Regions from separate parts of the Homo sapiens genome. Here regions 1 and 2 are each linked to region 3. Evidence: chromatin contacts called from ENCODE Hi-C or POLR2A ChIA-PET data. All regions are on one chromosome and are shown on one strand. The core of a region is the stretch at or near the end of the contact, and the rest is flanking DNA. Distances in the headings are between cores, read along the strand shown. Region 1 holds the start of COL16A1 (collagen type XVI alpha 1 chain). Region 2 has its middle 24 kb from the start of ADGRB2. Region 3 holds the start of PTP4A2 (protein tyrosine phosphatase 4A2).

Evidence for each region. Hi-C counts contacts between places; a loop is a spot of excess contacts on that map. ChIA-PET counts read pairs that join two places held with the same protein, here RNA polymerase II (POLR2A). Pooled maps may share reads with other maps.
Region 1: a loop to region 3 is called in a pooled map, with 2.7 times the contacts of the local background. The contact joins the promoter of COL16A1 here to the promoter of PTP4A2 in region 3. A Hi-C loop is called at or near these places in 1 of 168 maps with a recorded cell type or tissue (cardiac septum) and 9 of 50 pooled maps. POLR2A ChIA-PET finds 5 or more read pairs at or near these places in 5 of 52 experiments (AG04449, BJ, H1 and 2 more).
Region 2: a map of B cell shows a loop between it and region 3 (1.8-fold over the local background). The contact joins the enhancer-like site here to the promoter of PTP4A2 in region 3. A Hi-C loop is called at or near these places in 5 of 168 maps with a recorded cell type or tissue (B cell, IMR-90, dorsolateral prefrontal cortex and 2 more), 5 of 37 single-sample maps with no recorded cell type and 14 of 50 pooled maps. POLR2A ChIA-PET finds 5 or more read pairs at or near these places in 14 of 52 experiments (A549, AG04449, B cell and 11 more).

What each region holds. Positions count from the first base shown.
Region 1 is chr1:31,701,951-31,706,028 of GRCh38, reverse strand. It overlaps COL16A1 (collagen type XVI alpha 1 chain), which reads left to right and starts at 2,012. Exons shown (of 71, transcript NM_001856.4): 1 at 2,012-2,192; 2 at 3,802-3,908. The coding sequence starts at 3,836. RefSeq lists a silencer at 542-591 and an enhancer at 3,901-4,078.
Region 2 is chr1:31,785,981-31,790,238 of GRCh38, reverse strand. No RefSeq gene overlaps it. Among named protein-coding and RNA genes, the nearest start is that of ADGRB2, 24 kb to the right of the region's middle. RefSeq lists silencers at 847-1,136, 1,467-1,516 and an enhancer at 1,302-2,077. Within about 2 kb of position 2,003, at least 40 of the 41 ENCODE cell types and tissues checked have a DNase peak (open chromatin) inside an H3K27ac peak, as active enhancers do; they include B cell, CD4-positive, alpha-beta T cell, IMR-90 and 3 more, where a contact is called at or near this core.
Region 3 is chr1:31,935,563-31,939,811 of GRCh38, reverse strand. PTP4A2 (protein tyrosine phosphatase 4A2) reads left to right here and starts at 1,444. Exons shown (of 6, transcript NM_080391.4): 1 at 1,444-1,825. RefSeq lists enhancers at 858-1,127, 2,238-2,287 and silencers at 1,188-1,567, 1,770-1,941, 1,718-2,057.

The sequences.
Region 1 (4,078 bases), core at 763-3,262, 230 kb after region 3:
CTAGAACTTTACCTGACTGCGTGTTTCTGGATGTGTGCACGTATGTGTGGAAGGGAGGAAGGGGCATGGGCACATTCCTAGACTGTCTATGATAGTGTTTCTAGGCGTAAGGTGTGTCCCAGGCTTGGCTGTTCCTGTGAGCACCCTTGGGGTGCTGTGGGAAGGCATCTGGCTCTCCCTTCTCAGGTTCCTCCATCCCTGGCCCAGCCACCTGCCCTGTCTGGGGCACGGGTGGGAGCTGTCAGGATGGCATGGTGGTTAAGAGCACGTGCTGAGTCTAGGCTGGCTGGACATGAGTTCTGCTCCACCACTGACTAGCTGTGGGATCCCGGGCAAGTTGTGTTTTTCCTGTGCTGCAGGTTTGGGAATAAAAATGGAATTCTGCCTTAAGGCGTTGTTGTAAAGATCGAAGGAGTTAGCATATGTGAAGTTCTCAGCACAGAGCCTGACCTATATGCGCTTCCCACCTCTCCCGAGTGCCCACTGCTGGGGCAGCACCCTCTGGTAGGGCAGGCGGGGCCTGTGCCCACCCACCCCGCAGGCCAGAGTGCTCAGAAGGCCCCACCCCCTCCGCTTCCCGCCTGCTGAGCTCAGCACTTCCCAGGCCCCACCACTGCCACAGCCACATCTGGGGCCAGCTCCTCACTGGGACCACAGTGGGGCGCCTCTGTGGCGTGGTTGGGGTTTCCGCTGACTCAGCGCCTCTGGGTCTGGAGGCGGGAAATCCCAGGCCTGCCCCTACAACCTCCCCCTACCCCGGGTTAGCCGAGGCCACAGGGCTAGGCGCGTTGCTTCCACAGAGCCCCCAGAGCCCCCCTCAACTGGGGACGCTCAGTTTCTCCCTCTTCAGCCCAGCATCTCATGGCCTCTTGAACCTACTTTGTGGATCCTCAGCCTTGGTGCCAATAAATTTGCTTTCGGTCTACAGCGGGAGGAGACCCTTGGTGGGGATTCCACCTTGGTCAACGGCCCTGCCTCTGGGCAGAACTCGGAACATTACCGGCTCCTTCCTCCTCAGAGCTCCAATCTTTCAGCCCAGCTCAATTCCTCTTGCGTCCTTGGACCGTGAATATAAAGCAGGTCCCTCCCCAGTGCTGGTGTAAAGGCTTGAAATCCAGTCCCGTCCCCTGCCAGGGATCACAGTAATAACGATAATAGCAGCAAATATTTACTGAGCTCCTCTCATGTGCCAGACCGTGTGCTAAGCGCTTACAGCCTTTGGCCCATTTCCTGCTTACAGCAAAGGTCTATGAGGCATATACTCTCACGATCCCATCTTCCAGATGAGAAAACGGAGTATGGTTACACAGCACATTTGGAACCGCAAAGCCAGAGCAGGGGCCAGGGATTTGAGCCCTTCCAACCTCATGGAGTAAGGAGGAATAAGGGGACTCCCTCAGTCTCACTTCTCTGGGAGTCAGGCCAGAGCAGAGGGGGTTAATTTAGCACGGAGGAGGGAGGGGGTTCCCACCCTCCTCCTCCCAGTACAGACAGACCTAGGGACAGACTGACTGGGAATGTTAGGCAGAGGAATTGGAAAAAGCTGACCACCGAGGCTTGGGCGGCAGCCACATCATGGGTGCCACGCACTTGGGAGGAGGGTCTCTACCCTGCTCCCTCCACCCCTGTCCCCTCCCCGCCCCCCCACCCCGCAGCCTTCTGGGGGCCCAGCCAGGGACATGGAAAGGGGGAGCTCTTCAAACTCCAGGCCTGACTCTTAAAGGGCCCGCAGGAGCCCCCTTCCAGGGCAGCTCTGGGCACGTAGGGTCCCGCCTAGCTCGAGGATCGCTCACCTGGCGGTGAGGCAGGAGGGGCGGGCCTGGGAGCTCGGCCAGACCCGGGGCGGGGCTGTGCACCCCGCAGTCTAGCCGCCTCTGGTGCCGCTGGAGCCCCCTCTAGGCCCTCCTCCTCCTCCTCCCTGGCGGGCCGGTCCAGCTGTGTTCCATTAGTGTCCCTGGCAGGCCCCCAGCCCCCTGGAACCGCCTCTCTTCCCCCACCCGGAGTGGCCGGCAGTCCCCGGCAGGCGTGCGCCGGGCAGCAGACAGCCGGGAGAGCTCGAGCGCCAGGAAGCTGGGGACCCGTGACCGTCACGGAGAGATAGAGAACCCCTAGCGGACCTGAGGAACCTGGGCTCTGCTTCCTCCGCCTGCTGCCTGGACTGCTCAGTGAGGTGGGGGGATCCCCGGCCACCGGTAAGTAGGGATACAGTGGGCGGCCTCAGGGCTCTGGGCTGAGAGGCCCTTTCTGCCAGACTTGCTGTGTGACCTGAGGAAAGTGGCATTCCCTCTCTGGGCCTTGGTCGTCTTCTCTAGAGCGAGATGAGCTCTAAACTCCATCCTGGTTCTGACTCCCTGCGCCCAAATCTATGCCTCTGTGTTGGGGTGAGCCGTCTCCTTGGAAGCTTCTCTGGCTCTGTCCTTGCAGCCCTGCACTCTGGCTGGAGCCTGAGGAGTGGCGACCAGAGACTAGGAGCCGGAAGGGGACAGGATCACATCCATCCTCACGCCTCCACATGCACCCACATGGCGCCACAGCTGGCAGCCCTTCTATTGGCTGGCAGGAGGAAGACCAGGATAGGGTTTGAGAGCTGGGATGTGTATATCACTAGGATGGGGGATGAATAGGCAGGCTGGGGGCACAGTTCTGTCCCAGGGAGAAGGGGGCTGGAGTCCTATCTCCAAATATATTGGGGTAAGGGGTCCTTTCTGTTTTCATTTCCTATCCATGATTGAGGGAAGGAAAATTGGATTTCATTAGAGTTGGAAGGAATGCAGTCAGACTTGCATTAGAACTTCCCAACAGGAAGACCTACAGGAGGAGTGGTCATAGGCTGGCTGTGCGCATGTGGGTATATGCAAGCTGGTGTGTCTGGGTATATCAGCGAGCATATGTTTCCGTGAGCATGCCTGTGTGCAGATAGCTTTGTATGCACACTGGTACCACATATGTGTCCTTATGTACATGTACCTGCGCATCTGCATGTGCTGTGCTGACACATGCATGGCTCTGTGTTTGTGCACGTGAGCTGCCTGTCCTGGGGGAGGCCAGACGATGTATGGCTCTGCTGGCCACTTGCTGAGCCTGCATCGATTTATCTGGGCCCATCCATCAGGGTTTAATAAAACTAAAAGACAAGCATCCATCAGCTGGGGGCGGGGGTGGCTGGCAATGAGGTCCTGAGCCCTAGAGACCTGCTCTCCTGCCCACTATACCTATGGGGAAAGCTTCCTTGGCCCCCACACAGCCCTATGGAAGGCTGTGGCCCACAATCTCAGCCCAGTCACCAGCCCCTGACCCTGTGGGTGCCTGGGAGGGCTTCCTGGGCTGAGCTGGGTGCGCTAGTAAGGTATCAGGCTGGTATATATACCAGGACAGTGCACAAGATGCTAGACTTGAAATACTTCCACGTGTCTTGAAGAATAGCCTCTTCTTTAAGCCCTCATCACTATTCCAACTTCTCTGGCCTTCTAAGACCTTCTAGACCTCTCCCAATCCAGCAAGTATCCACTGGCACAGCCAGATGCTGCCTGGACACTATTTCAGTGCAGTAGGCAGCTTTCTGCTTTGCCTGAAAGCTGGTATCCGTGCCATACCGGTGGTTAAATATTTTGAATATCGCCTCTGCTCAAATCCTAGCCCAAGGGCTGTGGTTGGGCCTCTGAGAGAGACTGATGCCTGGCCAGACCTCCTGCCACCCCAATACCAGTGCCTGGGCCCCACAGGCTGTCCACGACTTGCCCACGTGTGGAGTTGTGCTGTGTGAACTCAGAAATCCGCCTTCCCGGTCTCTGTGGTTTTCAGGTGCTGTGGCTGTAGCTGACCTCTTTGGACCGGGATGTGGGTATCCTGGGCTCCTGGCCTGTGGCTGCTCGGTCTTTGGGCTACCTTCGGCCATGGGGCAAATACAGGTGAGATGACACAGGAGAGTCACAGTATCACAGGCCTGCAACTGGTATCCTGGGGTGCTGGGGTCCTTGCACATATGTGACCATGTATGTGTGGTCGTGTGGGCAGTTATAGCAGAGTCTAGGGGCTGGGCTCAGGGTGATCTGAGGTGTTGGCACCCTTGAGCCTGTGT
Region 2 (4,258 bases), core at 754-3,253, 150 kb after region 3:
TATTCTGAACCAGGAGGAAGAGGTGGTGGTGGGAAAGAAAGTAGGACCGAGGTTGGGGGTGGAGAGAGAAATGGACAGAGCCTTTTGGAGGGTCACAGACATCAGACATCAAGAGATTGCTAGAGAGGAAAAGATAAGCAAGTTGCAGTGGACTTTAAATTTTTCAGTTAATACTAAGATTTTTTTTTCCTTTGACTAGATGGGGAAGGATAGTACATACCTTCACCATATTCCCTCCGAGTCTCTGTCTATGTGCTTCTCAGGGATCTCTGTGCACTAGTGTGCCTGCAAGCATGTGAGAGTATCTGTGTGAGTTTCATGGCCTGCCTGTGTGTAGGTCTCTGTTGAGGAAGTCAGGAGATCCAGATTGGGTGACTCCTCTCTGTATCTCTTGCCAGATTCCAGAGACTGGTGTTAGAAAATGTCAAAGGTCTTAGCCTTGGTGGTGGGCATTCAGGGTGGGGTTGGAGACTGGTATTAGGGTTGGACGGTGCTGCCTTGCCTTGGGCCTAGAACAAGCTTCTAACAGCAACTGCAACTGTCAAGCGTTTCATGTGGGGTGTACCTCGAGAGAGCTGCATCTGCGGACTGATGGGGGAACCAGCTGCCAGGGCCAACCAACCCAGCGTGGGGAAAGGGGCCTGGCTTCCAGGAGAGAACCTCTCTAGAACCCCACCCTTCGCCCCGGGGCCAGAAGGGCCCTACCCGCTCTTTGCTCACCCCTTCGCAAAGTCCACCCATGTACAGGCCTCACCCTGGCCCCTGCTGGACTGGAAGGGGTGGGGCGATGGTCGGTTGGGGGAGCCCTTCTTCTCTGCCCCATGAGCTCTGCGGCTGCCCTACCCGCGGACGACAGCAGAGGGGGCCCTCGGCCTTGGGATGGAGGTCGGGGCTGGCAGGACCGGAGTCAAAGCGGGGGGTGGGGCGAGGTGCGGGAACTTAGCGCAAGGAGTTGGAAGCGGGGGCGGGGTAGGATGCGGGTGGGGTGCGGGTGAGGGGTAGGGAGAGGGGGCTGGACAGTTGAACCGGGAGAGGGAGCGGGGCTCCTTCGGGAACTTTTCCGGCTCGAAATGGCCTGGGAGCGCCGCAGCCTCCGCGCTCTATGCAAATGACGCAAATTACTATGCAAACCTACAGCTTGGTTCTGAGCCCACAGTTTGGGTGGTTTTCCTAATGCAGTTGGTATGGAGGGAAACGGGTGTGCACTCCCTCCCCTCCAGGTCCAGGGCTTCCTCCGGAGAGCCGCCAGAGCCGCTCTCCTGGAACACGCAGGCAAGAGCGAGCTCTGTACCCTGGGCAGGGATTTCCTTTGGGAGCTTCAGTTTTCCCTTCTGTAAATGGGGGTGATAACGCGGCTCTGTAACAGCTCGCCCGTGGAAGGGCTGTAGGTGGGCCCCGAAATCCTGCAGCCTGCTAAACATGACACCCTCCCCCACCCCCGCCACCTTTTGGCCCCAGTCCACGAGCCCCTTGCCCCTCTCTCTCTCGGCAGAAGCCTGGAGCGAGGATTAGGCATGACGTTGCTAGGGGGCGTGACTGACGGTTGCTAGGCTCCAGGGACGTTGCTATGCAACGCTGGGCGGGGCTTGTTGTTGCTAGGCCGGAGCCGGAATCGCCCGGGACCCGGAAGGGACACCTCGCGCCCTGGGTTTTAGTGGAAGGCGCCCCAGGCTACCAGGGATCGCGACACTGCTCTCCCGGTGACTTTCTTCGGGCCTGAGCTTCCCCCGGCTGGACGCAGTTTCTGAGGGTCCTTCCGGTTCACACTCTGCCACTCCGTGATCCTCTTGGCTCCGGAGTGAAGAACCCTGCGTCTTTGTGCACGTGTCTGTGCGCCTGCCTGTGAGGGGGGTGGGGGTGCAGAGCGGGTATCGCTTTTGGATTTCCATAGCAACTGCTCCTGTGTCACCCCATTGCTCCCAAAGGTTTGAGCGGTTGCTTGTACAAATTTACATATATCTGCATGTCATTAACATAGAGGCGGGGCCGGAACTTGTTTGGGCAACTATCCCTGGACGGTTCTCTTTGCTTCTTCCTCATCCCGTCTGATAGGCATGTGGGCTGCGCATGCGTGAGTGTTTAGCCTGTCCATGTTCTCAGATGTGGGGTGGATGAGTGAGCTGTGACAGTGACCATCAGTTCCCTTTCCCCACGTCCCCTTATTGAACCCTTAGCATGAATCCATCCAGATATCCCTGACTGAAGACACCCAGCTTCCCAAGCAATGCCAGGCCTTGTTGGCACTCCAATTCCTTTTCTGGCTGTGTGGCCTTGACAAGTTTAGTTACCCTCTCTGTGGCTCAGTTTTCTTCTCTGTAAACAGGGATACTAATCTCTAACTTACCAGGTGATGGGAGGGTTTAACTGGTTGCCACTTTTACACACACTAATTGCTGCTTTCTGGCCTACAGTAGGCACTCAGTGGTGCTCCCTTCCTCCCTCCCTGGAGCCCAACTCTTCTCAGAACCCAACCAAAGCAAATCAACTTCAGTTGCCGCTTAAGACATGACAACTAGACACCAGAAGAACTTCCAGATGTCAGGGCAGACTGGATTTGATGCACAGGATGAGGACTATTGTTTTCTCTATTTGTCCTTCTTGGAAGCTGGAGGTCAGGTTGGTGAGTGTGGACCCTCCTACCGCCTCCCCCTTATACCCTTGTCTCTCTCAGGGAGCCCACTGGTTTCCAGAAAACTTGCTTTCTTGTCCCAAAGGCCTGGAGCCTGAGACGGCTGTAGCAGTGACAGCTGAGCTTGGGAGGCCCGAAGACCAGGGCAGAGCAGGTGGTGGCTAAGGAAGTACCTTCCAGGACTGAGGTGTTTGGGATGGAGCAGGACTGGGATGGAAGGGAGACTGAGAGCAGAAACTGCTTGGAGAGCCACATGTCTGTTCCTTTACCAGAGAGGACTGGGGAACCCTGGGGCCACCCCCTTGCCCTTTCTGAGCCTCAGTTTCCCTGTTGTAGGCAGTAAGGACTCCTCTGTTTCAACTTGTGTGGGGGGTAATAAGTCAGCTCAGTATGGAGAACCTTCTCGTTGCTGCAGCTATGTAACAGTGCCATGGAGGGAGTTCCCTGTTCTTTGCACTGTGCAAGCAGAAGCCGAGAGGGACCCCTTAAGTGTGCTGGATAGGAGCAGCAGAATTCCTGGAGGCTCTTGTTCATTTAAAAACTGGGGTTGGCTCCTATCCTGTGTGGAGGAAGATTGTTGGTGATGGACAGGGATGTAAGAACTGGGTTCCAAGGGGTTGAGTGGCTTCCTGGAGGAGGTAGGACTGCATGGAGACCATACTCTGCAGTTGTCACTCTGACTGCTGTATGCAAGACTGCTGTCTGCTGGTGGATGGCGGTGGGCCAGCCAACTGTGCTCCACAGGTGAGGGTTCCAGGGACAGGCTGTGAGCCTGGCAGTGTCCGGCTGGCCCGCCTGTGTCCCACTCTGGGGGCCAATTAAGTCTCCATCCCTAGTCGCGCCGATTAACAGTTAATAAGGCAGCAAACACCTGCAGCTATGGAGGCGAATTAAGAGCAACAGTCGGCATAATACACAACCCGATAAGTGAGCAATTAACAACCGGAGAAAGATTAATAGAAGCAATTACGTTCCTACTCGGAGCTCTGTAAATACAACTGTCAATGGCCAGGGTATTCAGTTCAGTCCTGCCTGGCCCCACCCCGGGCCACAGCCTCTGTTGGCAGGGGTGCCCACTGAGCCAGACTGTGGATCCTGGACCGCAGAGGCATGTACACAGGCACAGATATGCAAATGCACACAGAGATATACACATCCAGACATACTTAGAGAGGTGGCCCACAGAATGCAGTCATATAGATATAAAAATTCCCCACTGTCTCACATACTCGCATTCACAGACGGGTACACACAGACACACATAGGGCCTTCCAGAAGCATACACAGAGATACACAGAAAAATACCCACAGTGTCATAAAGATACATTTTCACAGAGCTAGAGCCACACAGACTACCAGTGACACTCACATATACAAACAGACGTGTAGACACACACAGATTTTTACTCATAGGGTCACATATGCATGCAACCCTCCTGTGATGCCCTTCAGAGGGTTGTCCATAGTGGGTGAGGGCGGCAGCAGGGCCCTGGACTGAGAGAGAACTGGAGTGAACTGGAGAGAATTGAACTGAGAGAGAACTGGAGGGTGGGAGGGGACACGGGAGGGACAGAATGTGTGTGAAAACATGCAAGTGTGTCTGCATGCATGTGACTCTAAGCATGTGCA
Region 3 (4,249 bases), core at 195-2,694:
GAGGTGGGGGAGAAGCACCCACGGGAGCATCTTCATTTCTTCCTATATAGGCGCCAGTTCTGGGCAGGCAAGACTTCCCAGGGGTGGACAGAAAGAACAGACCCTCCCCAACCCGCAATTCCCAGGGGGAGACATCTCCCTCCCAAGCCAGCCTCCAATGCCGCACTTTGCCATCTGGTCGTGGCCCAAACCAGCCTCCTAGCTCGCTAGTGACCACATTTTCCAAACCAAAACTCAGGACGCATGATCTGGCAAAGAATTTCTGGCTAGCTTCCAAATGCAAGAGGCAAAAACCTTTCCACCTGAGAATCTCTACGATAATCTGCGTCGTTAAAGGTGACATTAAGTCGGAAAGCTTGAAATTCAGGGTCTCTTCTTTCTCACTTTCTCAACTCAAGCGTTTTCTTTTTCTTTCTTTTTTTTTTTTGAGACGGAGTCTCACTCTGTCGCCCAGGTTGGAGTGCAGTGGCACGATCTCGGCTCACTGCAAACTCCGCCTCCCGGGTTCAAGTGAGTCTCCTGCCTCAACCTCCCGAGTAGCTGGGATTACGGCCCTCCTTCCGGGCGGGCGCCACCATGCCCAGCTAATTTTTGTATTTTTAGCAGACACAGGGTTTCACTATGTTGGCCAGGCTGGTCTCGAACTCCTGACCTTGTGATCTGCCCTCCTCGGCCTCCCAAAGTACTGGGATTACAGGTATGAGCCACCGCGCCTGGCCCTTCTCAAGCGTTTTCATACGTTGTTATCGATACGTGAAAGAGCCCATGAGGTAGCTGATTATTATTTCCATTTAATAGTTGATAATACTTGGAATCACTTGCCCAAGATCCTACATCCTGAAAGTCTGAATTTTGGCTTGTCAGGGACAGTTCTTAGGGTGGGTGTGTGTCTTGTGGGCAGAGCTGGGGGTGGCGTATTAATATCTTCGACGAAGATGCACACGCCATTCATTTGGGGCCTCAGGAAGGGCAGCCGAGAACTGAGCTGGCCAGGTTCCCACTTCTGAGTTGGAAATCCCCAAGCCCAGGACGTGGCGGCCACCCCGTCCCATCAGGATCTGACCCGAGGCCTTAGGGCCAAGTAGCGAGAAAGAACCCTTCGACCTTGCAGGTCACACCTCGGCTGCAGGCCCTCGACCCAGCCCAGGTGCGGATGGGCGGGGCGCAGCGTGGGCGAGCGACTCCCCAGGCCACGTTCTGCCTTCCCTCCCCGATCACATGGACTCGCCTTCCGTAGCCGGGAGTGCGGAGCGGAACGAACCACGAGGAGGAGGAGCGGGGGAGGCGCCCAGGGCAGTGGGTCAGCGCCCCGCGGGGCAGGTGGGCGGGCCCAACTGCCCGCGAGCCGGCCAGCCAGCCAGTCAGCGAACGCGGAGGGCGGGCCGGTGGCCCTGCGCGCCGCGCCCCGCAGCGCCCCCTGAGGGGCGGCGGCGGGAGCTGGTTCCGGCTGCGCGCGCAGCGGTGGTGGTGGCGGCGCGATCGGCCGGGCTGTAACCGTCGTCTGTCCGGGAGCGGCTGGAGCGGCAGCGGCGGCCGGGCACGGCGCGAGGTGACGCCACAGGGCAGCGGCGGCAGCGGAGGCAGCGGCGGCAGCAGGAGACGCAGCGGCGGCCGCAGCAGCAGCAGCAAGACGGACTCGTGGAGACGCGCCGCCGCCGCCGCCGCCGGGCCGGGCCGGGTGTCGCGCGCCGAGGCTGGGGGGGAGTCGTCGCCGCCGCCGCCACCGCTACCGCCGCCGCCGCCGCCGCCGAGGTGACTGAGGAGAGAGGCGCCTCCTCGCTCCCGCCACCGCCGGACTTCAATGCCCAGTCCCCAGCTCGCCAGCGTGAGTGCGCCCCTCCCGGGCGGCCCCCGCGCCGGCGCCGGGGGCCTCGGGGAAGGGGAGGGCGGGAGGCGCCGCAGCCATTAGTGCAGGCCGGAGACACGTCCCCGGAAGGAGGGCCGGGCCGGGCCGGGGCGGGGGAGCGAGGGTGGGTGAGCGAGGGGCGGGCTCGTGTGTGTGGAAGGGAGAGAGCTGTGCGAGCGTGGGGGAGAGTGAGTTGGTGAAGGGAGGGCGTGTGAGTGGGGGACAGGGCTGAGTGTCCGTGCGAGGAGGTGGGGGGAGTGGGAGCGCGTCGGGAGGCAGTGTCGATGTTGGGGGAATGTGGGTGAGGGCAGGGGAGGGTATGGGTGTGTGGGGAGCGTGTGGGCATGAGGGGTGGTGGTAGAATGAGTGAGTAAATGGGGGAGGAGAGAGTTGAGAGTGTGGTAAAGAGCGGGTGAGTGTGGGGGGAGAACATGGTGTGTGTCGGTGAGAAGGTGCGTGGCAGAGGCAGGAGTGTGGTAGGGTGTGCCGGCGTGTGTCCAGTGTGTGAGCAGGCATCCTAGAGGCCCTTCCCCTTGGTCTTTGTGTGTGGCGATAGTGAACCCTGGTGTGTTGGGTTGGGGAGTTCTTTCCGGGAGCATCTTGTCCGTGGGTCTTCAGGTTCAAGTATGAGGAAAGGGGGTATAAGTCTCCTCCAGCGGCACTATGATCTTCTGGCTCTGGGATTTTAATTTTTTTCCCCCAGAAAGGATGTGATGTGTTTTTTTGTTGTTGTTCTATACATTTTTTTCTCCCACGTTTCATGACTTCAAAGTAAATTTTCAAATTTGTCAATGATGCCATCCTATCCTAGTCTGGGGCCCCTGAGAGCTAACGAAAAGAAGTTTGTCTGTTGCCCAAAATCCTACACTCTGGCCTGTAGAGTGTTCAGGAGCATAAACTTTTGTAAAGTACTGCTAGTTTTTCAGGTGAAGAGTATTTTATTGTTAGGTAAATTGAACTGTAGTCTGGTTTATTATTTCCTGGAATTTGTCAAGAAATTAGCAGTGACTAGCAATTCTAGTGTCACTGTAGGCATTCAGCAAATGTTTGTCTGTCCGGAGTCGCCAAACTACATTACACTGCTGAGTTGGAATATGGTACTTGCTGTCATGCTCTGTAAGAGAGAGTAGTTTCAGAGGGAAGTGAGTGAAGTTATGCCTTGCTGAGTGTGCAAAAGGAGATTAAGGATACAGAATGACACATTATCAGGGCTTCAGAATCACTTGCCAGCACACCATTGTATTGGTGAAGATGGTGAGAAGTTGTTTGCTGGTATTCTGATCTTGGCATTTTTAAGTTTCATAATGAATGGACTAATTATTATCATGGACTTTTCCCATTCTTGTGTTGTAAAAGTAGGGATTCTTGAAGAGTAGTACCTTGATAGGGATTTTACACATTGATATAATCTTAAAAATGATGTTATCTTAAAAATAATGTCTCCTAGAAGTTGGTAGTCTTTCACTTGATCTTAGCCAAAAGGCCGAGAAGCGATAGAAGTTGGTAGTCTTTCAGTATAAGCAAAGAGTAGTATGGTCCTTTTGTTTTTTTTTTGTTTGTTTTTGAGATGGAGTCTCGCTCTGTTTGTTGCCCAGGCTTCCCGGGTTCAAATGATCTTCCCGCCTCAGCCTCCCAAGTAGCTGAGAATACAAGTGTGTGCCACCACACCCGGCTAATTTTCATATTTTTAGTAGAGATGGGGTTTCACCTTGTTGGCCAGGCTGGTCTCGAACTCCTGACCTCCAGTGATCCACCTGCCTTGGCCTCCCAAAGTGCTGGGATTAACAGGCGTGAGGGTGGTCCTTTTGATAGTGAACATAATAGAATTACAGGCAAAATCACTGATGTGTAATTAAAAGTTAGAAATTATATTTTTCGGCTGGGCAAGCTGGCTCATACCTGTAATCCTAGCACTTTGGGAGGCTGAGGCAGGAGGATCGCTTGAGCCCAGGAGTTCGAGACCAGCCTGGGTAACATGGTGACTCCATTTCTACAGAAAATACAAAAGTTAGGCGTGGTAGTGCGTGCCTGTAGTTCCAGCTATCCCGGAGGCTGAGGTGAGAGGATCTTGTGAGTCCAGGAAGTCAAGGCTGCAGTGAGCCAGTGAGACCCTCTCTCAAAAAAAATAAGAAGAAAGAAATAGTAAATAGTATTGTTACTATTCAGTGAGGGAAGGAATTGATTAGTATTAATTTCCTCCTGTGCTACAGGTGCTTTTTATATTCATTTAATTCTCACAACTACAAGAAAGGTGGTATCTTCATTTGCATCCATTTAGCTTATTTTGAATCACTTCTATTTGCCAGGCACTAGGGATACAGCGATGAGCTCCCATGGATTTACAGTGGTGAGAAGAAGAGATACAGAAACTCAAAAGGTTAAGTAACTTGTCCCAGGTCATAC